2 separate regions of the Homo sapiens genome follow, and region 2 is linked to region 1. A link is an interaction called in ENCODE POLR2A ChIA-PET data of the cell type or tissue named here. Cell type or tissue: Panc1. All regions are shown on one strand. Each heading gives the region's core, and the rest is flanking DNA. Links, peaks and the distances in the headings are about the cores only.

What was found. Peaks named below come from ENCODE experiments on the same cell type or tissue, not always from the same donor. Only the 100,000 strongest peaks of a DNase experiment are listed, where the experiment ranks them.
Region 2: POLR2A ChIA-PET joins it to region 1 with 10 read pairs; 3 of 35 experiments call an interaction of 5 or more read pairs at or near these places.

What each region holds. Positions count from the first base shown.
Region 1 is chr1:87,748,733-87,764,952 of GRCh38, reverse strand. No RefSeq gene overlaps it. Among named protein-coding and RNA genes, the nearest start is that of LINC01773, 150 kb to the left of the region's middle. In Panc1, for the core only: no CTCF peak of the experiment used is centred there; no DNase peak of the experiment used is centred there.
Region 2 is chr1:87,818,374-87,834,593 of GRCh38, reverse strand. LOC124904212 (a long non-coding RNA gene) reads left to right here and starts at 7,680. Exons shown (of 2, transcript XR_007066209.1): 1 at 7,680-8,189. RefSeq lists a silencer at 14,651-14,851. In Panc1, for the core only: no CTCF peak of the experiment used is centred there; no DNase peak of the experiment used is centred there.

The DNA.
Region 1 (16,220 bases), core at 3,981-11,980:
AAGATTAGGGGAGCCTGGAAGACCAAGTAGGATCCCCAGGGTCTGAATAAAAAGGACAAATTGAAAAAGGTGCATGATGATTAGGGACATAAAAGTAATTCATTCTCCACACAGGATTCAGTGTGATCCTTCTGAAACCAAACCACGCCATACTTAAAACTCTCACCCTATACCTCAATCCAGCAGGATTCAGCTCAAAATCCTTAACACAGCACACAAGGCCTAAAGCCATTGACATACTCTGGTCTTTGCTTCCCTTGCCAGCCCCAGCCCTTGACATTCTTCAGCTTAAAATCTGTACCCAGGTTAGGCTGAACTGCTTTCTGTTCACCCAGACTTGCTCTTGCGGTCTGCTTCTCTGTGTCTCTCTCTGTCACCCTGTCCATCTCTCTTTGTGCCTCTCCCAACTTTCTCACTCTCTTCTCTGGCTTTCTTTGTTTTTTCCCTGTCTCTCTGCTGTCTCTTTCTTTCCCTCTGTTTCTGTCTCTTTCCCTCTCTCCACCTTCCTATGCATCCGTCTACTCCCACACTAGGCCTCTGAATATATATTTTACTCTTGTTGGGACACTCTCCACTTTGCTGCCTCTCACCTCACAAATTCCCATTCATCTTTCAGGTCTCTGCTGCAGGGTCATTCTGGGAAGCCTTCTCTGGGTTTGATGTCTTCCTACATGCCTCTACAGCTTCCTGTGTCATCTACCCTATAGCAGTGTTCTCACACTTTATTAAAACATCCTTTCTTCCTAACACCATCTGCTCCTCACCGGACTGTTAGCTCTTTGAGAAATAGGACTTGTCACATTCACACTATACCACTTGACCCATGCATGGTAACTGGTGCACAGTAGGCATTTAATCATGTTTCAAAGAACAAAGGAAGGAAAGAAAGAAAGAAGGAAGGAAGGAAAGAAGGGAGGAAAGGGGAGAGGGAGGGGAGGGAGGAAGAAAGGAAGGAAGAGGAGCAAAGAGAGAATTGAGAATTATATTTGACAATTCAGATTTATAAAATATCAACTCTTACAAGAAGCTATTGTAAAGTTTACTAATAGATTTTGGATGAAAACAAGAAAAGGAAATGTAGGCCGTTCAATTTCAGAATGTTTTCCTGTGAATGCTAAAATGTGCCTCTTGAACTAGAGGATGTTTGGTAGTAACTGGGAGAGAAAAAGCTAAAAAGTTTTTCAGTTTTTCAATGCATTTGGAGCATCTTTATTGCTATGGTCTTGACATTTGCTACATTTGCTGTCTTGGTTCCTTTGGAGTTCCCCTACTGAAAAGTAGATTTTTCTTCTTTTGCTTTCTTTTTCATTCAGATCCACCCTCTTACTCATAGTTTTGTAACTCTTCAATTATAAAACTATTATATGCTTATTACAGACATTTTAGGAACTGCAGAAATATATAAAGAATAAAACTCACCCCCAAATGTTCCCACATAGAGATTGCAATTATATGTGTTTTCCCCCCTTCTCCTTCTTTTTCTCCTCCTCCTTTATTACAAAATTGCAATAGAGCTATATATTCAATTTCACATTCTGCTTTTTCCCCCACAAGACATAACATAAACTTTTCCCCAAGTCATTAAAAATTCCTCAGAAGAAAGATTTTAATTGGTATGATATATTTAATTATATGAGCACATCTTAGTTCATTTAACAATTCTCTCACTTGGGAACATTCAGGTTCTTTTTTTTTTTTTTTTTTTTTTTTTTTTTTTTTTTTTTTTTTTTTGAGAGAAGGTCTTGCTTTGTCGGCCAGACTGGAGTACAGTGGCAATCACAGCTCATTGCAGCCTTGACCTCTGGGGATCAAGTGATTCTCCCACTTCAGCCTTCTGAGTTGCTGGTACCATAGACACATAACACCACACCTGGCTAATTTCCATATTTTTTGTAGAGAAAACATCTTGCCATGTTGCCCAGGCTGGTTTTAAATTCCTGGCCTTGAGAGATCCTGTTGTCTCAGCCTCCCAAAGTACTGGGATTATAGGCATGAGCCACCAAGCCTAGCCTTCAGGTTACTTTTTATTTTTATTTTTTTATTGAGACGGAGTCTCACTCTATTGCCCAGGCTGGAGTCCAGTGGCGCGATCTCTGCTCACTGCAAGCTTCGCCTCCCAGGTTCATGCCATTCTCCTGCCTCAGCCTCCTGAGTAGCTGGGACTACAGGTACCTGCCACCATGCCCAGCTAATTTTTTTGTATTTTTAGTAGAGACGGGGTTTCACCGCATTAGCCAGGATGGTCTCGATCTCCTGACCTTATCATCCACCCGCCTCAGCCTCCCAAAGTGCTGGGATTACAGGCGTGAGCCACCATGCCCGGCCCAGATTCCATTTTTTGATAGAAACATAACTAAAAAATAAATTAGCAGTCAGTCTTGATATAGCTTAAAATTGCCTCATATTTGGAATGGTGCTTTTAGTTATACCAGACTTCTCCATTTTGGCTACAGCTTTTTTATCTACTATTCATTTTTAAAACTTCAGTTTGATATATAGAAACTAAATGCCATTAAGGAAAGTCTTAGATTAATCTGATAGCCCTTGGGAGAAAAAAGTTATCTACGTTAATTTATTCATTTATCACACATTATTAATTGCTGTTCTGTGGTTGAAGTCTAAAAACTGTGGAGATTTTAATAAAGAGGACTTCTGAGAGCTTATGGTTTTCTGTGGCAACCAGTCATCTACACGAATAACACTAATGGCAGACTGTGGGCTCAAAGTCATGAGAACTCAAACAATTAATATTGTAAATATATTTATAATATATAAAAGAGGGAGAGATCTTTTTCTTTTAGGGTGCATTAAATGGCCCTCAAATAATTATAATATTCTAGAATAATTTATTTGTTTAATGTGTTATACAATGTATTTATGTATGCATATATGCATGTATGTATGTGCAGATGTTGAGAAGGCAAAATAGAGTTATTTTGTTCAAAATTTTTAATTATGCGATTTAAACACAGAGGCTATCTAATCAAATAATTAGTAATATTCATACAAAAATACTTTTCATAAAGTAAAGTTCAGTTCTCAAAGATTATCAAACAAAAAACTGTAAAAGCAGTTGTGACTTCAAGATGTCCACAAGAAAAATGGGTGCTTTTCAAGATATACAGTGATTTGCAATATTAAAGTTTATCTCTTTAACATGTTTAATTTATGAAAAAAATGTTAGGTTCTATATGCACTTCAAAAAAATTGTGTGATGATTCATACTTCTGCATTGAGATTTAAAAAAAGCATATTTCCCCCAAGAAGAAAAATCATACCCTCCAACTATTGCAGATGTTTGCAGTTGAACTGCATTCATTTAAGTCTTCTGTATGTAGCTCACTCTTGAGGTTCCCTGTATCTATCTTCATCTCAGGTGGTAGCTCTCTTTTTCTATTTGCGGTAAGGTCCAACTCACTACAAGATTGTAGAGTTAGAAGGAAACGTCAGTTCCCGAACATTTCTCCTTCAAGTACACCTTGTCTTTATTTTTGGAGATCTTGTTCCTAGAATACACTAATTTGCCTCTTATTTCAGGATGATGGTGCAACATCATGAACCTTGAATATTTCTGAAGGTTCAAAGAGGATCCTAAGTCTGAGTGCCACTGTGAACACACTGTCCAGGGCCTTTTCAAGGATTGCTTTGTTGACTAGAAGACTCCTAAAGATTGTTTTCATAAAATGACAAATATAAATGAAAAGATGATGCCAATTATCAAATGGGAACCAGATTTTAAAATAGTACAGGATACACTTTTCATTCACCTTTTAACTGTCATTTTCATCTTCTGTGTGCATGGGGGAAAGCAGGAGGAATACTAATGTTTTTCTGGTCTACATAATTTTTAAAGTTGCTTTCCTACTAAAACCAAATTATTTTAATAGCATTCTGATCAGGATGAGAGAACAAGATGGAGAGTCATACTTCCGAGGTGAGAAACACAGCTATTCTTCTTGCCATGATTTGTTCAAAGATGAGCTCAATTAAAGGGAAACAAATGATTTATGACCCACAAGTTCACATGTGAAAGACATTGTATTCTGAGTAAGTAATTGGCTGGAGGTACAGTATAGCTAATGTACTGTATCTGTGAACATTGTTTATACACTGAATACAGGAGGTCATCATTAGCCAGAGAGCAGGGCTGGTCATAGTTACATACAGCCACTTCTGTCTCTTGACTGTTTTGGTGAAGAATATTCTTTGACATTTTCCTTTACCTCTAATTTTCACTAAAAGATACTGTTTCTTAACATTTTCTTATCTTTTTCTAATTGGGTGTTTTCCACAGCTGAGAGTAAATCGTTTAATTATTCTCGCTAGCTCCATGCAGCACTCAGAATAGAGCCCTCCTCATCCTCTAAGAGACTGTGATGTGTCTGAAGTCATTTATGGTGGATAACAGGGTATCAGCACAGCCTGAATGGGTGGCAGGAAAACAGGAGTCATCCTTCTACGGCAAAATCCTGGGTTCCTGCACAAGAAAATAACCCTGTGTTGGACTTTCAGAAGTAAAATAATTGCTCACAGATGAAATAACTGTAATAATTATTCCTAACCACAAGAATTTCCCAATTGGTGAATTAATCATATCTAACATTTATTAAAGCTGTGGAGAATTACATGAGATTTACAGAATACATGGTTGCCATTTGAGTCATTCACATGTAAGTCGCAGAAAACAGCCAAAATATTTGTAAGAAAGACATGTTTAAATCTGAGCAATGAGGATATTTTGTGGGACTGAAGAGAGGAAAGGGTGTTGGTTTAGTGTTTCCTGGGGTAAAAAGGCTTTTATCTGGTTTTGCTTTTAGACTTGCGTCTTGCCTCTGTTCACGCACCATTTTACTCAGAAAAGTAGAAATAGATTTTCTTGAAGAGGTTTTGAGGAGTGGGCTAAATAAAATAGCGGCTATTGCAGGTTGATAGAAAAAGATAGATAAGCCTCTAGCCTCCTACATTTGATTTGAACCTGGATTCTGTTCCCTCCCAATTAATCAACTCTGCGTTTGTACCAGGATAAAGTCATGCTGTTTATTCTGGTGTGAGCACTGCTCCACCCACATATGGAAAACTAATGGGCCACCCACTTTCCCAAAACACCAGAGAAGTTAGCAAGACACATACCATTGGAGGAAATTGGACATGAAATGTTATGGAAAACGCCACAATTCTCTTTCAGGGTGTAGTGGTAGGTTCCACAAAACTTATGGCTTGAAACTCTAAGGAGATACTCAATTATAATGATACAAAACATTATTTTTGATAGAACTCTGAAATGTGCAGTTCTCTTCCTTGGCACTCTCCCCTATGCTATGCTGTACAGAACATGTGCAGTACTATTCTGAGTTTTCCGGAAGTGAAACAACTTTATGGTAATCATATGCAAAATGTTTCTCAAGTTTTTTTGCAGTTTACTTTTTTATGAGTATGTTAAAAATTTAAGAGAAGCCTTGTTGACATTTTATATGCTTATTTTTCTTTCAAAGGAAAATTGGAGGATTTTAAAATTTTCATATCTGAGATGATAAAAGGTGAAATAACATCATAATTCTTATCTTGTTCAATTTGATATTTGGTTGTTTTATTTCCTTTTTATGAGTTTTATTCATCTTGTAACCAGTCTTGTATGTCTCATTTAAAAAAAAAAAAAGGTTTATTTCACTTTTTCTGTTTTGAGGAATTTGTCTAGAGTTGAAGTATCTACATAGAAGCCTGACGAAAAAAATCAAAATTCTTAAATACTGCCTCTTAAAAATGTTAATAAATACTGTAAATATTTTAAATGTTGTAATTTCAATATTTAAACTAACCCCTAAAATGATTTTAGTAAATACTTTGTCCTCTGAGAAAACTAAAAAAAGAGCATATTGTTATCTTTAATATATTTGAATATCACATTATATTGTTTTCCTCCCAATGTGTTTATAAAATGGAATATATTAATGTAAGGAAATGGCTACAGGCATTTATTACTTTATACAATGTTTTATTCATCCAACCGACACTAAGATTTTTATGGTTCTCCAAATACTTTACTGACCTGTGTACTTCTTTGGACCTCAAAGTCCCTCGGTGATCTCTTAAGAGAGAAACATTATGACATTTGTAGATATAACAATTCACTAGGTTTAACACAACTATTAGTCCTTTAATTAAATATTGACTTGCACCTCCAGGTTCTACTTCAGATTAAAGAGTGATCTTTTATCCACAAATGGTTGTGCTGATTTGTTGCATTTACTCAACCAACATTTATTGAGTGCCTGCCATCTGCAAGGCAATACTTAGGTATTGTGTGCATGTGTGGTGGTATGGTAGGAGATGGATATAAAGAGGAAAAGCACTCACATTTTATTCTGTAGATTTTTACTTATTATTTTATTAAAAAGTTAAGAATTCGAAAGCTACCCAAGAGGCTGATGCATCCTCTCTAAACTGGGAAGTTATGTAGCAGCCAGGGGAGGGAGAGATGGAGTGGTGGCATTTTTCAAAATGGTATTTTGTATCACAGATTGATGCATAAAAAATAAAAACAAGGATAAACTATGGAGTCAACAAATTATTATTATGATCACTATTTTTATGAGATGATCTTGCTCTGCTTTTGGATGAGGCCACAAATCTCAGTCACTCATTAGCATTCCTTCTTTGAAATGAATTTAATGTGGTTGTATATTAATTTGATTTCTCCAAGTTTCCTGAACTAGAAGATTGACTTGACCTGTGGCTAGTGCCAGAGAGATTGCATCCTGTGTCACATCAGCAAATTAGCACTGACTTTAACCTGTATATGGTAAAGCCTAGCACGGGCAAAACAACATCATCATTATTTTTCTAACTTCCAGCACTTCATTAACTATGGCACCACATAGGGGTTATATAACTGTGAGCATAACTTTGTAAAGTTTATAAACATAACAGAGAACGTTCTCACGGGTGTCCTAGGGCAGGCCGCATGCGTCGCTCCTTGAGGTCACCCAAAGTTCCTTCTCCCGACAGCTCACCCTTCAGTTGCAAGGGGAGGCGGACTGCCCACATTGGCTGTCCCAGCGCTAACCCCTCCGGTGATCATACTCAGCAGCCCTGTACTCCTGCCAGAATGTCACCAGAAGAAGATTGATTGCCTCTTAATAATGTTTCTCATAAGTTTCACCAATCTGGGTCTTTTTCCAGTCCCTAGGTTCTCAGCACTTGACCCTCACAATGTGGCATTCCTTCAGGCTCTGGCCTGACAAAACCATGGAGTCCCTGGGAGAACCAGATGTTTACTCACTGCTGTGAGTAAGAAAGTGAGACTGAGAGGTCTACAAACATTCACTGAATCTAGGCAACCACAAACACCCAATTCAGGGCACTGGTGTCTCTTCCCCAACCTCAGGTGAGGCTTGGAAAATTTCCCCAGTCCATCCTGCCTACCCATTAGGCAGAGTGGCGATAAGCTAAGGTTGATCCTTAATCACGAGCCACCTAGTTAACCTTCCTCACCATGCAAACAGACACATACAGAATTTAAGGCCATAGAAAATAGATGCCACCAGGGAATTCTCAGAGATTATTTATCCCAGAGACTTGTGTTAAAAAATTCTGTATCCTAGACAACAGTTTTGGCCACAATATTTTGGAATTGTGATCACCTGATTCTAAAATATCAAATATTACAGCTCAGTGGATCTGTGCACACATCTATGTGTGTGCTCCAATGGATATAAGACCCTGCACATACCCCTTTATAAGCATAGGCCTAGTGGACAGGATTGCTACCCACCTTATAGGATAATTTTGTTACATTAGGCTGTTACTCTTTGACATTATATTCCGGGATCATTACTTGAACCACAGATTTAAATGGCCACAACAATGACTTGTGGCTTATTGAACTTCACTAGGCTCCCTCCTTACCTGGTCTTCTTAATTTTTGGATCATTTGGAGTATTGTGTTTTGTTTTTAAAGACTTTTTTTTTTCTCAGAACACTTTTAGGTTTACAGCAAAATGAGAAAAAGGTATAGAGATTTCGCATATACCCCTTCCCCCCACAAATGCATAGTTTCCCCCATTATCAACATCCCCCACTAAACTGGTACACTTGTTACAGCTGATGAACTCACAGTGGCACATCATAATCACTCAAAGTCTACAGTTTACGTTAGGGTTCACTCTTGATGTTGTATGTGTTGTGGGTTTGGACAATGACCTGTTTCCGCCCCCCCTCAATTTTTGTGCTATTTTATGAAACAGATACAATTATATTTCTCGGCTGGACATAGTGGCTTATGCCTGTAATCCCAACACTTTGGGATGCCGAGGTAGGCAGATCACCTGAGGTCAGAAGTTCGAGAACAGCCTGGCCAACATGGCAAAACCTCATCTCTACTAAAAATACAAAAACTAGCTGGACGTGGTGGCACGTGCCTGTAATCCCAGTTACCCAGGAGGCTGAGGCAGGGTAATTGCTTGAACCTGGGAGGCGGAGGTTCCAGTGAGCCAAGATGGTGCTACTGCACTGTGGCCTGGGAGACAGAACGAGACTGCGTCTCAAAACAAATAAATAAATAAACAGATACATAACATTTTATTTATTTTTCAAATCTTTGTTTCCCCTATCAGCACGCTTTCATATACTTTTTTTTTTTTCTTTTTCTTCTTTTTTCTTTTGAGACGGAGTCTGGCTCTATCACCCAGGCTGGAGTGCAGTGGCGCAATCTTGGCTCACTGCAAGCTCCGCCTCCTGGGTTCACACCATTCTCATGCCTCAGCCTCCCGAGTAGCTGGGACTACAGGCGCCCACCACCACGCCCGGCAATTTTTTTTGTGTTTTTAGTAGAGACAGGGTTTCACTGTGTTAGCCAGGATGGTCTCCATCTCCTGACCTCGTGATCTGCCCACCTCGGCCTTCCAAAGTGCTGGGATTACAGGCGTGAGCCACTGCGCCTGGCCTCATATACCATTTTTAAACAAACAATCATACAACTCACATTCTCTCTACCTCTCTCTGTCAAAATCCAACTGGGTTGCAGGTAGCCATGTTTGATTGAAGGGAAATGGCTTCTTCCTCTGCCAGCCTCTACCTAGCTTTCAAATTGGGGACATTTCTTAACTAAGAACTCTGGCTAAAATTTGGTGGGGAAATAATTTCCAAGAAAGAGTGTAGGATCCTGGGAGGCAAGGATTTGAGTTGTAGTCAGACTGGATTTTGAATCCTAGATCTGGCATTTAATTGTTGAGTGCCCTGGGCAAGTTACTTAACTCCTTATGCCTCAATTTACTAATCCATAAAATGCAGGTAATGAGAACTACTAGACTTGAGGATTTAGTGAGTTAAGCTATGCCTAATATTTCGTAGTGGCTGGCATATAGTAAGTGCTTAATAAGCAGTAGTGAGTGTTGGGAGGGCCATTCCTGAGGGAAAAGTGCTCCCCAGTCTTTAATTCCTATGCCAAGATATCTAGATCACTGTCTGATTTCTTTCTTTCTTCCTCTCTCTCACTTTTTTTTTTGTTTGTTTGAATAGGCGAGGTACCTTTTTTTAACCTACCCCTATAGCCTACTTACCTTCTTCTTTCCTGTGCCCTCTATGCGATCCAAAAACTCTTAGTTCTGGTGTGATTTAAGGATGGACTTTCAGCCCCAGGAGTCTCATCTCCCTCTTCTTCCCTCTATCTGCCACTGCCCCAAACTAGAAGGAGCAACGACCACATTAAATAAATTTTCTTTTGGTATCACCTTCACACCTACCCAGACCCATATGGAAGCTGAAGTCACTTTCTCTCAATGTGGTACAGACACATGAACTCTAAAGAGAGAACTAGAACACAATTTGTAAGTGATAGAATATCTTATTGTCATAGAAATTAAGGAAAAGATGACAAATTGTTCAAATTCTTCTTTAGTGAATTTCTAAGAGATAGTTCCTCCTTCAAATGGTCAACCCTGCAATTCTAGCCCAAGCAGCACCTTGCTATTAGCTTATAGAAAAATGCAAGTTCCAATCAAAATGCAACTTTTAAAACTCCAAATGGTCAGAAAAAGCAGCCATTTTGGAACAAAAAAAGTCAACAAAAATACCTGTAAGAGTAGGGTGTAAAGTTATATCCTTTAGCATCTTTCTTCTCATAAAGCTTTTGATAACAGAACTTAAATAAAACCACAATGCTGGAGTGAAACCTGCTTAACCCTGAGGCAAACAGTATCTGTTTTTCTTAAAACACTGCCATGATCTAAAATACTCATCATCACCCAGCTGGTTCACATAGTGAACCAATTCTAGCTGTAGTTGTAAAGCAGAGGTTAGATTTATTCACTTATTCTTTCCCTCAGCAAGCACTTTTGAGCCTCCACTCTCTGTAGAGGATTAAGAGATGCCCTGATGTACATTGGTGAAGAAAATGGTCACAGTTCTTGCCTTCATGGAGCTTAGCACTGGGGAGTCAGACAATAAAATGTCAATAAACAAGTAAAGACATAGTAACACACATATATAGTAATAAATGTCACAAAGTTGGTGTGATGATGAATATCTGAGTGACATACTTAGGCATTCCAAGAAGACCTCACTGAGAAAGGGCCAGATCAGTCTGGGACTGCAAGATAAGGAGTCAGCCTCAGAGACAGGCAGGGGGACAGAACATGGGGTAGAGAAACAAACAAGAGCAAAGGCCTGAGGCAGAACAGAGCTTGGTGTTTAAACAAACAGAATGTAGTAGTCAGACAGACTTACCTCCAAATCTTAGCTTTGTTGTGTTTATCTAAGCAAGTAATTTGAGGTAGTGAGTATTACAGTTAGAAGCAGGAACTATAGAGTCAGGCTAACAGGGTTCACTTGACTTCACCACTTACCAGATGTGTGTCCTTTAGCTAATCACTTACTTTCCCTGTTCTTTAGTTTCCTCTTCTATTAAACGGGGGGGATAATAATCCTAGTTTATTGTGTTGTTGTAGATTACATAAATGTAAATGTAAACATGTAGAACAGGACTTATCATATAGGAGGCAAATGATCCATAAATATGAACTATTCTTATTCTTAGCATCATAATTATCTTTATTATTAATATTAATATTAAAATTATCTTATCCTCAGAGAGTTAAAATGAGGATAATACTAATAATAAAACCTGCCTCATAGTATTTAGTTGAGGATTATATGAGATAATGTCTGTAAAATTCTTAGCACATGTTGTCTAGCACATACTGCTCAATGCTCTGGTAGCTATTACTACTGTTGTTTTTTTTTTATTAATAGTAGTATAGGCTCTAAGTTAAAACCAGTATCAAATCTACATGTTTTCTAAATTGACTGAACCTAAAATATTCTTAGAGCATCAAAATATTCTTAGAACTGAACTTTAGCCAACATTTCATTTGGTGCAAGTCCATATTCTATACATAAAAAGCACATTTGTTACACTTGGGTTTTCATATCTGTCACAAGGCCTTCCTCACTTGTCTCCTGTAAATGCAGCAAAGTCCCTCATCAGAGCTGCCTTTACCACTCATGGGCATCAATGCATACCTAAATATGCTTGTTGGTATATGTTATGTTGTCTTATTAATGTTTTTCCCTTTTAGCCTCAGAAGGGAATGGAAAGAACCCAGAGTTAGACATGGCCCATCTCCAAACTTCTTACCATCTCCATCTCAGCAAGGTGTGCCCAAATAAGGCAGTAAAGAAGTCACTGGTGCAGGGTAATGAGCTAAAAGTCTTTACCATCACCAGTCTCCAGACTGGCCACTTTTATAGGATATTCAGTGTGATATACAGGGTTCTGAAAATAACTTCAAAGAAAGGAGAGGAAAGAAGGAAGCAAGGAAGGGAGGAAGGAAGAGAGGAGGGAAGAGAGGGAGGAAGGAAGGAAGGAAGGAAGGAAGGAAGGAAGGAAGGAAAGAAGGAAGGGAGGGAGGGAGGGAGGGAGGGAGGGGTCAAGGGTGAAGGGAATAGGAATAGACCCACAATAGTAAATCATAGCCATAATCAAAGAGAGCTGTGACAATTATAAAAGCACAAGACCTCTTGCGTATAAATTAAATAGAAACCAGTCTGTAGACTAAATGGCAATTATGTAGTGTATCTAACAGAAATGTAATACTCTCACCACGTAGTCTTCATGCTATTTCTGTTTGATTTGATTTTCACAAGAATCTGATTGTGAGCAACCTTCAGGCGTGGTCTCTGCTTGCACAAACACACACACATATAAATATAAATATAGATGTATACTGCATACATGTGAGTATGTGTGTGTGTGATTTAAGTCAATTTAATTGCAATTCATCTTTTCCATTGTGATAGACACAGTTAATAAATAACTAAACAGGATTTTCCCTTTTTCCAACTCTTTTGCTGTCACATCAACTCCCTGTGTGTATTTGATGAAGGAAGTTATTTAAGCCTCCTTAGAATGATATGGGGAGACACAGAAGTCGGGGTTGGAGTCTGGATTTCAAAGCATGGATTCCTTATGGCTGAAGTGCTTGCATACATTTCAGGGTTTATAGCATTTCAGGCTTAACCTTATTTAAAACATATTTCTAGGAGGCTTTAATGAAACTGCAAAAGTCCTTGGTTTTAAGATATACTTGTCAGTTATTTTTCCAATTAACAAAGCAAAGGGACACCTACAGTTTCTTTTCTGAGTGCTCATCCATTCACTCTGTCTGCAATGTAATAAAAGGAGCTCTGGAATTAAGGTCAGAAAAGCCAGAGACTTTAACTGACTAAACCTACTATGATACCTTAGACAAGTTGCTCAAATGCTCAAAAAAATAAAAATGTTTACTTCCCAACTGACAAAGTGACAGAGCTGGATTAGATGATGGCCAAGCTCACTTCTATCCATAAAAATTTAAGCTTCCAATTTTAATCAATCCTATGAATTGTCTCAGTCATGCCTTGAATTTTGATGCAATACATATTTGTAGGTACTGAATAGAGGCCAACATTTGTGAATTGGAGGATGCTGTAAACGCAATTTTTTTCATAATACATGTTTTATCAAGCATAAGTCAAATCCACACCTCAAGTCTCCAGTAATTGCTGACTCTTTTTTTTTTTTTTTTTTTTTTTTTTTTTGATATGGAGTCTCGCTCTGTCGCCCAGGCTGGAGTGCAGTGGCTCAATCTTGGCTCACTGCAAGCTCCACCTCCCGGGTTCACACCATTCTCCTGCCTCAGCCTCCCAAGTAGCTAGGACTACAGGTGCCCGCCACCACACCTGGCTAATTTTTGTATTTTTAGTAGAGACGGGGTTTCACCATGTTAGCCAGGATGGTCTCGATCTCCTGACCTCGTGATCCGCCTGCCTCGGCCTCCCAAAGTGCTGGGATTGCAGGTGTGAGCCACTGTGCCCGGCCAATTGCTGACTCTTCTGTGTGTGTGCATGGCACACTGGTGTCAAGCACTATCACAATTGAGCATGTGGTTATTTTAGGGCATAATTCTCTTAAAGTAGGTGTAGGGCAAGGATGTTAAAAACATCCACCACCACCTTTTACTACACATGTATGCTTGGGAAGATGTCTTTAGGTTACAGTTTGCCAAAGAAAATATAATGTAGTTTAGAGTCTTCTTTTTTTGCTTTATCTTCTTACTATCTCACTTGACTTAGAGTTATTCTTGGTCATTTAAAGTGAAAAGTACATAGAGAATAAAAGCAAAATCACCTCCTTATACATTAAGGAGGTGATTAAATCATTAAGTTCAGATAAGGATAGTTTCACGTTTTTCCCCTTTAAAGATAACATGTAGAAACTAAAACTGTTTACTCTCCTTTTTTTAACCCTCTTGCTGCTAGGGTAAGGGCCAGTATTTAATGAGCGTGCCATTGAGTTCATTTAATAAGAAATGTAGAAAAGTGACAACAGCTGCACAATATTCTTTATCAATGTGGTAGGGAAGAAGAGGCTGTCTTGGGAGCATTCTTTTCATACTTTGTAGCTCTAAAAGTAGACATTTAATTAGATTCCATGGTTACTGCTATTATAATATCTGCTTATTTGAAGTGCAAAGATAATCATCAATTGTACACTCTTGACTACACTATTAATGGCTTTAATAACCACATTGTGTTTACATTTTGCCTGGTAACGAACACTTAGCTATTGTGGTTTTTAACATGTAGTAATTCAGTGAACACTGTCTCCATGTAATGCCCTTGCCATGTCATTCTGCTGTACTAAGTGTTGTTTTTCTAGCGAGGTCTTGAAATGTGGGGCATTATGTATGAGTTATGCTAATTTGTTAGGGCAATGAATACATTAATTTCATTAGTAAATGGCCTCAAAGCAATAATTACCAGTGTAGGTGTGTCAGAAGCGATCATGTTCAGTTTTGCCAGTTAATTATTAAGATTTTGTTCTGAGGGGCCCAGATTTGACATCCAGCTTCAATTTAGCCATAAATAAACCCTGAAGTAGGTAAGGATGAGGAAATGAAGCCAGGAACTTCTTTTGCGCTTATACACTTCCACATTTTGTCCAATTGTGACTGCCAATTAAGATGCCAAAATAATTAGTGTCATTGACATAAAGTTTTAGTGTACCTCAAAAATCATATTTTATTAAAAATAGCAATTATGTTTTCTCAATACCCTACTTTGCCTTCCATAACTGGATTTCAAATTATCTACAAAACAGTATGTAACTTGCAAAGATGAATTCCACTTAGAATTGTTGTCTGCAGTTCCTTTTTAAGCTAAAACTCACTTTATTTTTTTAAATAAATGGAATTTTCCTCTAATGGATTAATTGGCTCCATAAGTCTGCTATATTATTATACTACTTGAACCATTTGCTGCTAAACAGTAATAGTAGAACCTATAATCCAGTATTAATTTCCACAAAAATTTGACATTCTTTTTTTAATCATACACCTGTTGGAGCCATCTAATGCATCTCCATTTGCTAAAATTATGTGTGAGGCCGTTTAAATCTGAGCAATCACTCAGACTGTTTATGGAATCTTGGAATATTAAACTGTTCTCAGTGTCCTGGTGTTCTGCTCTAATGGGAAAATAATACTCTCTAGAATTTCTGGAGAAAAGAAATACTGTGGAGCTTGAGAAGCAGATGACACATGTATGTAAAGAAAGGGCATGTGAGCTGTAAGAGGAAAGGGGACAAAGCGGATGCAGTATAAGAGGATGGAAGAAGTTGTTATAGAAGAAAATGCAGAAAAGTAGCAGGTAGAAAGCTTACTGTTATCAGAGTTGAATAATTCAAAAATAGCTTTGGTTGTTTCCGCAAGTGATTATGTTCATATCAAATACCAACTCACTTCTAGATTCTGCTGGTCTTGTAGGGAAATGGCTGGTGCTTCTGTTCTCTTGATCAATTCACTAGGCAGGGAATCTATCACTGTAGCCTCTAACATCCGTACCAGGCTCTTTTTTTTTTTTTTGACTGTGTAAAAAATATTTGCTTGTTGAACACTTCCAAACTTCAACCAGATTCCTGGGATCTGAAGCTTGGCTTCCAGGTGCAACAAACCATCCTACTCCCAGGATTTGGAAAGATAGATACTGTTTTACTCTAAAGCAAATTTTCATTTACCTGGATAGATAGTGAACATTGAATACTATTAGTTATAACAGATCAAAACCATTTAGACAAAGGTGATATGGTCTTTCGGTTTGGTAATGGTGGTCCTCAATGTTAAGGATTGGTTGAAAAAGATCTTTTCTTCCCTCTCTAAATTAACACAGGATTCCAACCTTAGAAGAGACTGGTTTAGATTGGCAGAGTCTAGACATTATTCAAAGACATTTGATTAACATCCGTTTATCTTAAGTGGGACCTTTGGTGGTGATCTTGTCTTGTTTAGCTATTGCCTACATCAGAAACATCTTTACAGACATGAGTTACTGTTTTTGTGAAATACACATAAAAAACATTAGAGGCTGAAGAGCCCTCTTCGAATTGAAGATACGAAGACATAAGGTTTATTTAAAGGAAGAAGTTGGGGGCACTAAATTTGAGTTAAAGAGCGAAGATTAAAAACTGGGGCCTCTACATTACACAGTGCCAAGGTTGCCACCTTCACATCATATTCTGAATGAAGCCAAGCTTATGAATTGTACAGTGCACAACTTGTGCAGCTATACATAGCAACCCTGTTTAGTAACTCTAGAGTGCAAAAGCTCTAATTTTGTCTGAGCTCTGCCATTTACTCTCTGTATTACCTCAGACAAGTTACATAATCTCCTTAAGCCATAGTCTTCTC
Region 2 (16,220 bases), core at 3,391-11,390, 70 kb before region 1:
CTGCAACCTCTGCCTCCCAGGTTCAACTGATCCTCTTGTCTCAGCCTCCCAAGTAGCTTGGATTACAAGCGTGCTCTTGCACCCCTGGCAATTTTTTTTTTTTTTGTATTTTCAGTAGAAATGGGATTTTGCCACGTTAGCCAGGCTGGTCTCAAACTCCTGACCTCAAGTTATCCCCCTGCCTTGGCCTCCCTAAGGCGTAAGCCACCACACCCAGCCAGAAGACTTCTTTCTGTTGCCACAAATCCTGATTCACAAGACTTTTGTCTTACTAAACACTGATTTAAAAAGAAAAAAAAAGACTTTCTTGAACAATGACTTTTTTCCTCTTTGTGTTCCTGCTTTAATAATGTAAATCCTGCCTGAGATAATGGATGCCTCTGGCTGAATAAGGGGGGAGTCAACTAATTTATTTCAAAAAATCTTATACTTGTTATAGTCGAAACTGCTGATACTGATAAATTACTTTTATCTTTCAGTTATTTCCAAATTCATTTATTAGAAGAACCATTCCTTTTCTTGAGAAGCTACTTTTTAAAACAAAGTGTTTTAAAAGATATTCTACAGTTTATCTTCAGTTACACAATAGCTTCCATGTATTATTATCCTTAAGATTTCAATAAAAATCTGTTCATTTGTTTTTATTTCAATCCAATTCAACAAGCATCAGTTAATACTTTTTAAACTAGCCTCTAATTCTGTGTACCATATAGGGAAGAGAGGTTTATAACAGGAATAAACAAGGTCATAGCTCTTCAAATGTAAGTAACAAAATGCATACATTAAATAGTCATAATAGAATGGAAGACTAAGAAATGTGTCCACATGTGTGCATTGCTTGAAATAGTTACTTGATAGATATTTATTGTTCTATATTATTTCTTGTACAGGTAAAAAGGTGTAGGTTATCTGAGGAACTTGAAAATAATATGTGTCAGGGAAGACTGTTCCAGGCAAGAAGAAAACAACATGGGGAATGACTTGGGAAATAAGCATTGTAGGTTCAGAGGACAACTCTCTTATGTAAAGCTTTAAATTGAATGAAGACCACAAGTCATTCTAGAAAAATGTATTTTCAGATATTTGTTCTTGGCATTGCCTTCCTTTTTCCCCCCACCCCCGTATTTTTCATAAAGCAAATGCTTCGTCATATTCTTCCTCTTCAGTGACTGATATTGGCTCATTCCACTGCTTCTGTTTGCTTGGTCACAGCTGTCCATGAGTCTTTCTTCTCCCCAGTGGTCTGACCAAGCGAGGCTCATAGCTCGTAACAGGCAGCCCAAGGGTCAGCCCTGATGGGGCCGCACATTTCTGACTTTGGAATAAAGCCATTCTTGCTACTAGTGAGGCTTACAAGGGTTTGTTTTTCTTCTAATATTGCAGCTACATTTCCATTGAAATAATAATAACTCAAAAAAAGAGATGCTATTCTTTCATCTTTTCTTATTCCTTTCACTGCCAAGTTTACTGGAAAAATGAGAATATGTATACATCGCTAAAACTCTCTCTCAATCCACAACTCTACTGAAACTGCTTCCTTCAGAGTTCCAGTGGCTTAAAAAGACACACTCAATGATTATTTCAATTTAATTCTCCTTGACCTCACAACCATCCTTGACACTTTAACCACATCCTCTTAAAATGTTTTTTTCCTTGGTTGATAAAATGTAGGACTCTTCTGATTTGCCTCCTATCCCTCCAGACTATTCTTTTTCTGCCTCCTCTTGCTTTCTAAATACAGCTATTTTCTAAGATTCTGTAATTATCGCCAGTGTTTCTCTCTTTGCATTCTCTCTGTAAGTAATTGTATGCACTTTGAGTATTATTTCTATGCAGACAACCCCTAAACATAAATACACACACACACACACACACACACACACACACACACACACACACACACACACATACCTTTCTGTCTCCAACTGACTTCTCCACTGGACTACAATCCAGAATTTCTGACTGTTTGCCGAATAATGCCATTTAGGAGCTCCCACCAATCACTTTAATTTTAACTTTAAATTCAAAGCTGAAGTCCCTGACATCCTTCTCAGATCTCCTCCTCTTCACGTCCTGAGAATGCTTCTAGGAGTGTTGTGCTGGAGCTGGCTCACACCAGTTTCTGAGGGCTTATGGTTTGCATGTCTCCCCAGCCCTGAAGTCAGCCATGTGGGGAGTATTTACACCACAGATAATGGCAAATGCTACAAATCAGGGGTTTCTTTTCTTTTCTAAAGGCTGATTTTTGAACATGTTTCTAGCACACTGCTGAATACTGTCATACCACCCTCCCAGTCACCCTGAGTCTGAAACTTTGGAAGTAATTTTTTTTCCCTCATGTCCTAAATCCATTCAATGTCAAATCCTTTAATTTTTAGATCAGTCCAAACCTTACCACCTCCATTACTCCTGGACTAATTCTTACCAGATTGCTCTCCAGTGCTTTCTTTATCACTAATCCACTGGGCAAATGCTGGTAAATTAATCTTCTTAAGGACCAGCTCAGACTATAATCAAAAGTTTTCAGTGATTCTCCTTGCTGACCAAGGTTAAGAGTCATTAATTTTCAGTAAAGATCACCCATAATCTGGCTCCCAATCCCACTGTAGCCTGTCTCTCAGTATTCCTGTCACAGACCTCAGAATCCTGAGCTCCTAGCTTGTACCTGAATCATAAATAGTACTTTGCAAAATTTGGAGGATGAAACTTTTCAACTGACTAAATAGAGGCCTTTTTGATCCTGTGTCTATTTTTTTTTTTCCTGGATGTCCCTGCTTTGTCACTTCCACACACTAAATCTTACCTCTATGTCAAATTTCAGCCCAAAGCCAACTTCTTCTGTCAAAATATCTTTTTTCATCTTCTGAGGACCCATCCTAGAGTGTTTTACTTTCATAGTAGGATTTATTATTCTCTGCCTTTTATTAAGATTTCCAGTGAATATGCTATATTCCATTTAAAATAAATGGGCTAGGGCATGATGAATTTCTTCTTGTGTCTAATGGTCGTGCAATGAAAACGTGTTGACTCATTTGATATGGAGAACACCCGAGATTTATACAGCATATTTCCTTTCAAAATTACCTAGTACCGTCTCATATTTTCACGTTATAACGAAGGAAGAAATTAGACATTTTCTCTGATTTGTAATATTACTCATTGAGAAATTGAGGACTACTGCTAAGATTAGGTTTATCTCTGAATCTTCAGATTTCCCACCTCTGCAACATTATTTCCGATGGTGCATGCTCTTGCTCTTTACATTCCAGGCAGAGTTTATATGGCTGGATGATTGTTTCCCTGGCTATTAAAGGGAAGATATGAAGGGAGATTTAGACTATAAACTCTATGAGTACAGAGCCCACGTCTGTCTTATTCTCCAAAAAAACCCCAACACCCTGCTTGGCTCAACATTATTTCATTAAATCAATGAACCACACTGGCTGTGTTTTTATCAACACCATAGATAGAAAGATGAACACTGTTCCTACTATTATTTTGCAAGTTTATAGTAGTCACCCCTTATCCATGGGGGACACATTCCAAGACCCCCAGTAGATGCCTGAAATTGCAGATAGTACTAAACTTTATATATACTATGCTTTTTCCTATACGTACATACCTAGGATAAAGTTTAATTTATAAATTAGGTACAGTAAGAGATTAACAACAATAACACAAATAAAATAGCACAATTATAACAATATATTGTAACAAAATTTATGTGACTGTGAATGTGACTATTCAAGATATCATATTGTATTGTACTCACCTATTTTCAGACCATGGTTGACCAAGGGTAACTGAAACCATAGGAAGTGAAACCGTGGATAAGGGGAGACTTCTGTATTTTCAAAAGTTTATTTTTCCAAGTTACAAGATCACTGTGTTGTAGGTTAATAACTTTTTCCCCAAGGGTTTTATTGGTTTATTTATTTACATTTACAGACTTTGACTATATCTTGGCAGATAGCATCAGCAACTGAACACAGAGAAAGAGTAATTGGGCACTGTTTTAAAATTTACTGATGACCTCTTAGAGCAGTAATACTTTAACATGGGCAGTTTGAGTAACTTCCTTAAATTTGTTTTATCCTTGTTTATCTGTTAAATGATGGCTGACATCCTTAAGTCCTTAAGTACATAAGGTTACAGCTAGTGACCGTTGAATATATTCACTTTGTTCTAAATAGACTTACTTTGTTCTAATTCTAGAGAGTTTTGGTTGTCGATGTGTTTGTTTGTTTGTTTGTTTGTTTTCCTATTTTTGTTTGTTTTTAAACATTGGTCTGAGAGATTTCTTTGTCGTTTTACTCTCTGATCTGGAAATAGCTCCACTAGCAAAAACTAAGAATCTCTTCAAAATGTATGTACACAGACTGGTTGACAATACCATTGGTAAACCATAGGACAGATACTGTAATTTAAAGAATATCACCATAGGACAAAATGCAAAATGAGAAAAAGGCATTTCTGAATCCCATGAAGGTTGTAGATAACACATCAGGGCTTAAACAGAATTGGTGAACTAACTATTAATATTTCCTTTATATCTACTAGTATATATTACTTTGCTTCTCTCAAAGCAGCATATTTTTATTAAATATTAGTATTTTGTCTGCAGTTGATTGCTTTAATTTTTGTTACACTACATTCCTCACCGCAATACTTATGATGAAATCCCTGGGTCTACTAAATATACCTCTCTCATGTTAGGCTTTAATGTGCTCTCTTCCTCTTGTGTAGCTAATAATTATTGGATTTGGGCTCACAAAAGCCTTTTAAAGTGCAGCTTCCACAAACTTTTTTTGGTATTGTGTTAAAATGAAATAGGCCCATTAACACATCTGATAATCTATTTCGAGATATATGATTCTAAAATATGAATGTTAAAAAAAACATTATTTTACCTTTATTCCTTTCATTTCTATGTGTAATATTTTCTAAGATTAGTGTGGTTGGCAGACTGTTGTTTAAACCAGTCAATGCAAATTAGCCTTGTAATTTCCTTGGTACTAAAAGTTTTGCTTTTGCTCACTAATCTGTAGTTGAGTAATTATTCTTCAGGCTGGTTGTTTTGTGTTCCTATTAACGAAAGAGGAGTCAGAAGAGTGGTAAATATAATCATTATCATATACTTCAGATATCGGTGTTAAACGATGCTTTTTTTTTAACATTAGTTTAACATAAAGTTTGTAGAATACTGAATGTTGTCTTTGAAAGTGCTAAACTTTATATATTTTAATAAACTTCTTGGAAATTAGTAAATAATTAAAACTTTCAACACATATAATAATAAATATTTTTAAAAATACTGCAGAAATTTATCTCCATGGCTAATGACCACACACCAGCTAAATTTCATAACAATGTAGAAGGAATGTATAAATCTATAAATGATATGAATTATATTTTAATTGCAGAAAAATGATTTGTAAATTCAATAAGTCCTTAGGCCTTCTTAATGATGATAATAATAATGACCAACAACAGACATTATTATTGAATGCTACCACCTGCCAAATTCTTAACACCCTAAATACATATGATTATTTACTTTATTCAGGTGAGGAAATCAAAGCTAAGAAAGGTTATATAACTTGCTCAATGCTTCACTTCAGACAATTATACAGTTGGAATATAAAACCATAGCTGGCTCTAATGATTTGGAAAATGTAAAGTTGTTACATTTTCCCTCATGATCCTTCATTGCCTTAATTAATTCATAACATTTTTCTATAAATATTTTTTCTTTACAGATATTTGTAAATAGGACCCTAGCTGACCTTTATGAATTTAATTTCAGTATTCCACATTGCATTCAAGTATACCTTGGCCGCTGACCTACCCCGCAAACCTCACAGTCAACATAAATGACCTCCTTTTGAGTTAGCCAGTTGTTTATACTTCTACCTATGCTCAGAGAGACAAATACTCCTCGAACTCCTCTAGCCTAGCAGGAAAGTTGTCTCACTCATTTCTTGTCTTCAGCATCACTCACAATGTCAGTATTAAGTGAATAGATGTTTTAGAGTTAATTGCTCCCCTACATAGACAAAAACATTCTTGAATGTTAGGACATCTAACTCTTCTAATGTGTCTGCATGTCGGTCAGAGCCCACATCCACATGGCAAAATATGAAGAAGGGATGAGTCTATCATTCAATCAAATGATCAACCTCTTGAACAGAAAGAGGCAAGACAGAATAGCAACCCCCCAAAATAAAATGAGAACAAAAACCAAAATGTCTTGCCACAAGCTGGTCGTTTATGAGAATATTTGGACAATAATATTAATACCAACAGTATCAATAATAATAATAATAATAATAATAGCAGCTATCACTCAATACTCCATTATGTTCCAGAAACTTTACCAGGTCCTTTGTATATATTATCTCATTTAATTCTTAGAAAATATAGGTACTATTATTTGCATCTTAGAGATGAGGAACATGAAACTCAAAGAAGTCACTGCTATAAAGTGCAAGGTCATGATTTGAACACATTGTGATGTTCCTTCAGGTTCCGTGCTTTTCCCTCAAAACCAAATCTGGAATTTATTCAGGAAAATAAGAAGTTCCTGTGTCTTTTAAAATGGCACTTATTGTTTCACATACTTTGTATAATTACAGATTTAGAGTACTGCAGTGAGTTTTTATAAACTATTTGTATACTTAAAATATACTCTACACCAAACAATGTTGTTATTTTCATGGAATTATTAAGTGTATATCCAATATTTGGAAGCCAAATAAGGTAAGCATTAGCCACATTGTTATTGCTAAGTCTGTTTTATGGAAGGGTGAGCGTGTGGGTGTTGCAGGGTGTGTTATACACAGTTTTAAAACAATGCAATTCTTGAGCTTGATGCTTATTTTTCATATAGCTCCATGTTTAAACTAAAGAAGAAAGTCCTCAAACATATCATTTATATTTTAAGCTAGCCTATTTCCTTTCTTATGAAAGACAAATTGGGAAATATCTGAAGTATTATATGTAGCAGCATCAATTTCAGGTGATACCTATTAGAAATGCATGTAACCTTATTATGCCATTATACCAATAAAAAATGGGTATAGAAAGAGTAAAACACTAAGCAAATAATCTGTTCTTTACCTAAGTTCACCCTGAAAGATGTATCCTTTCTGATTCTACATCTTACTACAACCTCCTAATGCAGTTTGTGTTTATTTATTTGTCCATTTCAGAAAAAAAATGACCAGTAAAATGACTAATTGTTAAAAACAAACCAAATATATTTCAGAGGCTCTGCCAATGTGTAATGCCTTCTAACACTGGCAAAAACTATCAGTAGAGTAAATTTGAAATAACTGTTTTCTCTGCAGAATGCTCAATGCTATTCTCACTTGCCCTCCTTTCTTGAATCCTCCGCCTCTATACTCCCACCCCGGAAAAAAAAAAGCAAAACAGATTACAGTAAATTTTGGCAAGGAATTCTATTTGCATCATTTTCTTAGAAGTCACGTGCTTTGGATTTCCTCTTGTTTATGATATATTAAAATGCCTCCCAGATGTTTTTAATTATAAAAAAAGTTTTCAAGAAAGCAGAGTAATTCATAATAAAATTTCCTCTTTTTTTAATGGCCAATAAATTAGTATAGTCCAGCTTATCAAACTGCTCCATAATTCTGAGGTGACCTGTTTAAAGAAGGTCAGGCATTGAGTTAGACAGCTCGATTTGGGCAGAGGGAGAGTTTTACCAAGAACACTTTCAGTTCCTGTTTCCAATTGAGGCTGCTCCCTGCCTGGGGCCTACCCTAACGCAAAAGCCCATTGGCTAGAATTGCTTAAATGTCCCATACAAATATAAACACCTCGATAGTGCTGGGAAGATTAAAGGAACAGCTTATTGATATTGTATATGCTCTTGTTTGGATGTGTGACGGGGAAGACAGCATTTAACTGCTGGTATGCAATGCTGAACCTGGACTGCATGAAGAGGTTTTCGTTCACTGATGTTGGATGTGTGCCCAGACTGCCATAGTAGAATTTAGGGAAAACACAGAAAGGAGGAGAGACACAGAATGGTTTTTGGGAACATCCATGTGGGGCAGAAGAATAAATACATGTGAAGACCATGTTTCCAGAAATGAAATGACTGGCCACTGGGCAACAGTTATGAGTCCCCCAAATCCCTTCCTGGTCCTCTCCATTTGCACTTGAAGGTAACTGTTCATCTTGATGTTGATTCGGGGTAGGAGTGAGATTGTAACTGGGGCTGGGGGCAGTGGCTCACGCCTGTAGTCCCAGCACTTTGGAAGGCCAAGGCGGGCGGATCACGAGGTCAGGAGATCAGACCATCGTGGCTAACACGGTGAAGCCCTGTCTCTACTAAAAAAAAATATAAAAAACATTATCCGGGAGCGATGGCGGGCGACTACTGTAGTCCCAGCTACTCGGGAGGCCGAGGCAGGAGAATGGCGTGAACCCGGGAGGTGGAGCTTGCAGTGAGCCGAGATTGCTCCACTGCACTCCGGCCTGGACGACAGAGCGAGACTCCGTCTCAAAAAAAAAAAAAAAAAGGATTATAACTGGGTTAAAAAAGAAAGAGGACAGGTCATGGCAAGAAGAAACCCGACATCATTTTGCCTGTTTTTCTAAGCTTAGCAAGGAGATGAATGTGGTGGGGTTTTTGTTTTTTGGCTTTTTAACTAGTGTTTCTGAAAGAGAAATCTTTGTGGATTGTGGACGTGGCGCCTCTTAAAATGTACCTGCTGATCATCTGTCATATGGGATAGACCAAGAACCTTTGGAAGTACTGATTTTATGGCTCACAATGTGTATTTAAGTTTAAATGGGACTTTCTTTGGTTTAACTCAATGGAGGGCTTTCTGGTTACTCTCTCATCACCCTAACCCACTTCATCCCTTTGTCTGTAACTTTAAGCATATTTGCCAAATATGAGCAAATGTATTCATGATGATAGCTTTATAGAGGCATTTTATCAAGTAGGTGTCTGTAGGAAGTGGTGCTTGAGGAAAAAGAAAGTGAGGCAGTGTAACAGATACAAACTAGTCAGTCAACCATTATTTATTGAGCAACCACAATATACACAGAAGAAAAAGTCCTATAGAAGAGGGAAATGGAAAGAAGCTTCTTTGGACAAGGGTAGAGGGGCAACAGAGGAAAGTCCTAGGGTATTCTAAAAGCCTGCCAGCTCAAAGGTGAGGACACTAGAACTTACGGGAAAGAAGATGGGGGTTCCCGAGAGAGAAGGAAAGATCACCAATGGCTCAAGGAGACTCATCTTGCTTCACGCATTTAGGACTTTGAATTTTACAAGCATGCATAACATAAATACCAGATGGAGACAAAATGTTATTATTTCTGTGGTCAGTATGTGCCTGTTGGTAATGAGCAGAAAATACTACAACAAATGAACACAGTGTGGAGTTATCTATTAACAGCGGCATCATCTGAAGTAAGAAAGGAACTGGGTTAAAGAAATTACCATTGTCATTTTTCTAGTGGTCACTCATGATAGCCAGTTGATGCAATTTGAATTAAAATTTTAAAAGAATCTTTGGAAAATGTCACATTTGGGAAAAAGATGGTAAACAAATGCATCATGTAAAAGAGGATGAGTTAGGAAACTTCCATCCTTAGTGAATTGATGAGACTTTTGAAGTTACCGAATAGCATCAACCTAATGAATGGAGGTGAAAAAAATGTGGATTGAGTGGCTCAACAACTCCTTTTAACAAACATTTATTTCCAATTTACTATGTGTTACGCAGAATTTTGGGTGCTGCTAAGAAAAAAAGATTACCAGTGTCATTAAAGCAAGAATTCCTTTGGCTGTTTCAGCCAGCAGATGCACCTGCTGATGTAGCTTCAGCCAAACGACATCTCCCTTAGATATAAGCAGCCCACTCTAATAGTTCAAGTTTTCATCTTTAGGAGGAAATTTCAGTGGAGCAAGGAGGGAAAGAAGGGCAACTCCTCAGCCCTTCTGACTTGCCACATCAAAGCTATAGTCCACGGAGAATAAATGCCCTAACCAGATTTGCATACAAACAATATGCCCACATTGCCCAGGACATAGTCCTGGCCCTACAGGAATGGATTGTTTTGCATTTCAGGCAATAGTCGCTCAGAAATAACCTGAATGTAGCTCAGGCTACATCTTTCTTCTCCTATCACTTCCTCCCTACACCCCCTGCTCTCTCCATTCTTGGCACGCTGGCTTTTTTGCCATTCGTGGAACTCACCAAACGTGCTGCTCAGGCTGGTGCCTCTGTGGTTCTTTGCCTACTAGATATCTGTGTGGTTCACATTCTCTCTTCCTCAGGTGTCTGCTCAAAGGCAGCTTTATCAACATGGCCCTCATCCCCTTTATCCTGCTTTATTTGTCTTCAGATTAGTTATTACTGCCAGATAAATTATATAATTTTAGGTTATTTCTTTTCTTCTGCCACATGAACATAAACTCAATGAAGGCAGTGCCTTGTCTATTTTTTTTTTTTTTTTTTTTTACCAGTCATTACTGGTCTCCCAAGCCTAGAACAGCGCCTGGCTGACAGTAGGTGCCCAATAAATATTTGTTGACTATGTGAATAACAAGAGAGAGCATTTGGACAACAGAGGAAGGATAGGATAATTTTAGCTTGAAGAATCACGAAGGGCCTAGAGAAAATATTGTGCATTTACTATGTGCCCAGCTCAGTGGTGGTGGAGGAGACAGAGAGAGACAGACAGACAGCAGACATTCTTATGCAACAGTGCACTTCAAAGGCTATGCAATGTCAATTATTACTAGAACTAGTAAAGGCTCTGGAAACTAAATTATTATGAGGGATCGTTTAAGAAAATAGTAACTTTCTCAGCCTAAAGAAAATAAAACAGTGGGGAGACAGGAACAGGGGTTAGACAGAGGATGAAATATCACACCTATCTTTACATATGATAAAGATATCCTCTGAAATAGTGAGTACACTTATATTCTATTGTGGAGAGGGCAGGAAGATTGGGAGATAATTTTGTTTTAAAATTGTAATCATTATAGCTGTCTTTTAGTGGAGTAAATTCCATCACTGTGTTAAATCAGAGATAATCTAAAAGAGCTGTTATAAACTGGACTCTGGTCTTAGGTAGAAGCTTATGCCAGATAACTTAGAATTAAAAATCTTCCAAACTAGGTTTTACACACACACACACACACACACGTGTGCACGTGCATAAGCACATGAGCACGTACATACTCGTTGGGTTTTAATTACTACAAATCATCCAACTAGTTCTAGAATAGAGGATGCCCAGTTAAAGTTGGATTTCAGATAAACAGTGAACAATTTTTCATTACAAGTAGGTCTCATGCAATATTTGGGGAAAACTTATACCAACAATTTCTTTGTTGTTTATCTGAAATTCAAATTTAACTGAAATTATCTGAAATTCTAAATTTAATTTAAACTTATCCTATATTCTATGTGACAACCTTATGCTATAGAAAACAACATAGCAAAAGAAAGGTGTGTGTGTTTCTCCAGAATTCCAAATTTACATAATTAATGTAATAAATACAAAGCAGGGGATGGCATGCCAGAATTCATTCATACATCTATGGCCATTATCGCCTTGGGCAGATTGGGGGTATTGATCTTATAGCCACAACACCAGGTGGGTTTATTTTTTTTTCCAATTTTAAATCATTTTTGGCTGGATTATTTTACAGTTTTTGAGAATTTTAAAATGTGTTTATTTTAATGTTGCTTTTTTTGTTCACCATGCTGTCTCTAGAATTTCACAGAGGACTTTGTCTTAAATGATTCACAGCATATCATGGTGACTATTTGGCTTTCTTAGTATCTTCGTATCAAATCTAACTTCCAATTCAAAGTTATTTATTTGGGGCACATTTCTTTGGAGCTGAAGTATTAATGCTGATACATGAATCCCCTTTTAATACATTATAATTTTAAAAGTATAATTATATTACAATTAAAATAACTTCAAAATAGTTACCAAAATGATTTGCAAACATTTTATTGCAGGTAAACAGATGTGTGGTTCACATGATCTTGACAAAAAAAAGATTTCTGCTTATCAGCTAAAGAGATACTACTGTAAGACTAAAGCATAAAACTTTGAAATTAGAGGTTCTTGATGACATTTTAAAATTATAAATTAATTTTAAATGATTATTTCAAATTTTGTGCATAAAGTGAAGAGCTATTAATATTTTAACTTGCACTATATCAAATTGCCTACTTTAAATATTCACATGACACGTAACCTTGCCTTGTATAATACTGACTCTGACCTCAAAAGGCTTAGGCCTACTTTGGAAGATAATATGAAGAGAAGTGAAACAATTACAAGAAAATTTATTCAGTGTGCTATCAAGTTCTAAAACCAAAAGTTTAAAGAATGGAGAAATCACCATGGGGTAGTACCCTGAGAAACGGGGGCCTAATGTGTGCCTTGCAGGATGGGCTGGGAATATATCCTTGGAGAGGAAGGTACGTGTAGGGCCAAGGAAGAAGCAATATGTGCAATGCTTGGGACAGGAGAATAAGAAGGATGGTTGAAGCCAGAGATTATGTGGAAGGTAAGAACAAAGTAAAAATACTTCTGTTTTGAAATGGTGGGATGTATTTATGAATGGGAAGCATAGTCATATTAATTGAAATGTTAAAGACCACACCACAGAATTTAGACTGGCTGACACAGGCCATAGAGCATTTGTATATGCCTGCCTAAGAAATGGACATCCCACGAGTGGTGTTTCTGATGGTGCACCCTACATATCTATCTCAATGAAACCAGATCAGAATTGCTTCTGCACTGTGTAATCAAAACTCACAGGACATAAACCGGCATTGTCATTCTTTGAGCACTTCTTTAACAAAAGTCTTCTGCCTTTACAGATTTTTGAGCTTGTAGGGTTACTTCTATTCACAGTGAAGACCCACAAACTTCTTTCTGTGGATACAAATCAATACTTAGGTCTCTGAGAATTTCATGTAGGTTGGTGGCTTTGTGACCAGAAGGTGAGAGAATAGCTTGATCCTGCATCCTCACCCCAGGCAGATCCCCCACTGACAGCCACAGGGTTATGGTCTATGTCAAGGCTCTCTGATCAGGCACTAAGATTACTTTTCAAGCATTAATCTCTGTGAAGCGAGGCGCGCTGTTCAAAGCGATGTCACTTCCGTGCCATTCTCTCCAACTAAAGAGGAAGACATTTTTGCAAGATATATTTTTGCCAGCTCATCCATCAGAGAATATTTATTTGTTCATTAATTTCTTTTATGAACATTGTACAAGTTACACAGTACAGTACCTCCTGATCATTTATTGCCCAGATTTATACGCCATGACTTGATAGAAAGTGCAGCTCCAGAATGGAGCTCTCTCATTCTCTGTGTAAGCAGTTGTGCTGCGATTTACAGGATAAAGACATTCTTTTTAGACACTGTAATTAGCACTTGCCTTATTTATACGTCTCCCTTAACATTGTGTCCCCTTTAAAAATATTTTTATTTAAGATGGCATGCAAGGAAACAGCTCGGCATGCGTTAGGAAAAAAAAGAAGAAGAAACAAACCACTGATAAATCCATCTGTTAAAAACCACAGTACACAAATTAAAAGAGTAAGTTAACATTACATGTCCTAATCTCCTAGCACCATTGTTCGTGCTTACTGTTTCTTGCAGAATATTCAAAAGCTATTTTTTCCAGCAGACCAACTCCTTTTAGTTACACCCCGGAAATGCTTTGCTTGTTTTAAATAGGTCCATTATGCTCTCAGACACCTACATATTTAGTATGTCCAGCCTTAGTCAAGTGAGTGGTCTATACGGTTTTCCTCCTCTATTATTTACTTTGTCTTCTCCAACTACCCTTTCAAACAATTCATGGTTATCAAAATTCCTCACCAAAGTTTCCCTGCTAAATGCAGACGGTGGTTCTGCCTCTAGCAGAGCAAGATGCAGTAACTCAACAGTCCAAAGATCTCTTTTCTTAATTTTTTAATGTTTCCCTTTCTCCCTCCCTTGTGAGACAGGTGAGAAAAGCAATTGCCCCCACTGCTTAATGCGTCCCAACTCAGAAACTCACTCCAGCCTTGTAATTTTGAATCCCAACCCAGCTGGCAGTTCCTGGATTTTAGACTCTGAATATGAGTTCAGCACTTTTAAATCAATCACTCTGAACAGTATTTCTGTCAAATGGAAACTTTTCTTCTTTGGCAGAAAGGCTTTCCTGATTTTCAGCTACAGCCTCAGAGAACTGAACAGTCTCATAAATGAAACCGGGATGTAGGAGAAAAATTAAACTAGATATAATTTTCTAACATTATCGTTGCAAGAGTCCTGTTTCCTTTAACTGTTCAGTAAGACGAGGCACCTTTTGTACCCTGTAAGATTTTTCAAACAGTTCCCCCAATTCAGGCTAATGGCTAGTTGAGGTTTGACTAGCAAGGGGTTACAGGGTTAGGTGGAAATAGGAGGAATGAAATACTCCTGGGATCCTATTCTCTCTAACTTAAAATTCTCTTTCAAATTATTAAACTTTTTCAAGAATTAGGTTACCTAATTAATGTTGCTTGCTATCACACCTAGCAGTCCTGTTATTGGTAGAATTCGTAGGTTAGTACAAAGGCTCTTGGCTTAGCCAGAGATGACACAGCAGCTTTGGAAATAATACTTCTTCTTACATTTCACAAGGTGATATGGTTTGGCTGTGTCCCCACTCAAATCTCATCTTGAATTGTAATGCCCATGTGTCTAGGGAGAGAGCTGGTGGGAGGTGATTGGATCATGGGGACGGTTCCCCCCATACTGTTCTCATGATAGTGAGTTCTCATGAGATCTGATGATTTTATAAAGGCCTCTTCCCTCTTCACTTCTCCCTCTTCTCTTTCCTGCACCATGTGAAGAAGGTCTTTGCTTCCCCTTTGCTTTGTGCCATGATTGTAAGTTTCCTGAGGCTTCCCTAGCCAAGCGGAACTATGAGTCAATTAAACCTCTTACCTTTATAAACTACCCAGTCTCAGGTATGTCTTTATAGCAATGTGAAAATGGACTAATACACTAGGACAAGTTTAAATTTCAAGCACTGAAAATAAAGAAATAATGTCAAATCCCTGAAAATAGTATTAGAGACCAATTTTCTTTGGGGCTTTAAATAATAATAACAAGAAAATGTTTATAATTCATAAAGTATTCTGCACTATTTTTATGCACCCTTCCTTGAGTACTGTACACGATCCATTGTATCCAAACATTGAGGTAACACAGAAATTGATGTTTTCTATAATCTCAGCTTTTTACTATGCTTTTTATTTCATGAGTGTCCCAATACATAGAACCATCTACATATCTACATAGAAATAGAAACTGTAAGATTTATTAAGAAAAGTCCATAGAGAGGTGCTAATTTTCTCCACCAGATTTCACTGGACATTTGTAGCTTCATACCATTTTTCATGCAGTGCTGTGTTTACTATATCTTGATTTCTTCACAATGCTCAAAATATTCCATATAATCCCCTAGGTAGCTTGAAAGGACTTTATAGACAACCATTGATCTATGGACATTGAACATGAAATTTTTGAATTCTAAGTTACATTGGGATTGATAGTTATAGCAAAATGTAAATACTGAGGAAAAAATATTTAAGTATATATAGAATGAACACATTTGAAAAACTTATGAAAATAATACTGAAATAAGTACATTCATTCATTCAATATTTATCCAACACAAATTTATTGAGCGTTTACTATTATTGAGTATTGAGTTCCAGGCAAGATGTAGCTACTGAAATGTCATGTAGGTGAAACAGACGTGGTCCCTGGACCTCATGAATTCAGAACATTGGCCTCTTTGAAGCAGGAGGGCCAAGCTCTTAAACTCTTTAAAGAAATATTGCTGGACTCAATTGCTGTAGAATTCTGAAAGTCTAATCTAAATGTGCAGCAACAGGCAAGGAACACTAAGAAAAACACATATAAGAAGTGTATTTCAGATGGATAGCTAAGAACATTATAGAACTTTTGAGCTAAAAAGTACCTTAAAGACCTTATATCCCAGCCCCCTTGTTAATCCAAATGAAATTCTTGTTTGTGTTCACACAGTTTTTAATAACTAAGCTGAGTCCAGAACCTGTATCTCTTGACATCCAGAAAAGTACCTAACAAATGAATGCCCTTTGAATATTTTTATAATCAATTTCAATTTCTTGGTTTTTT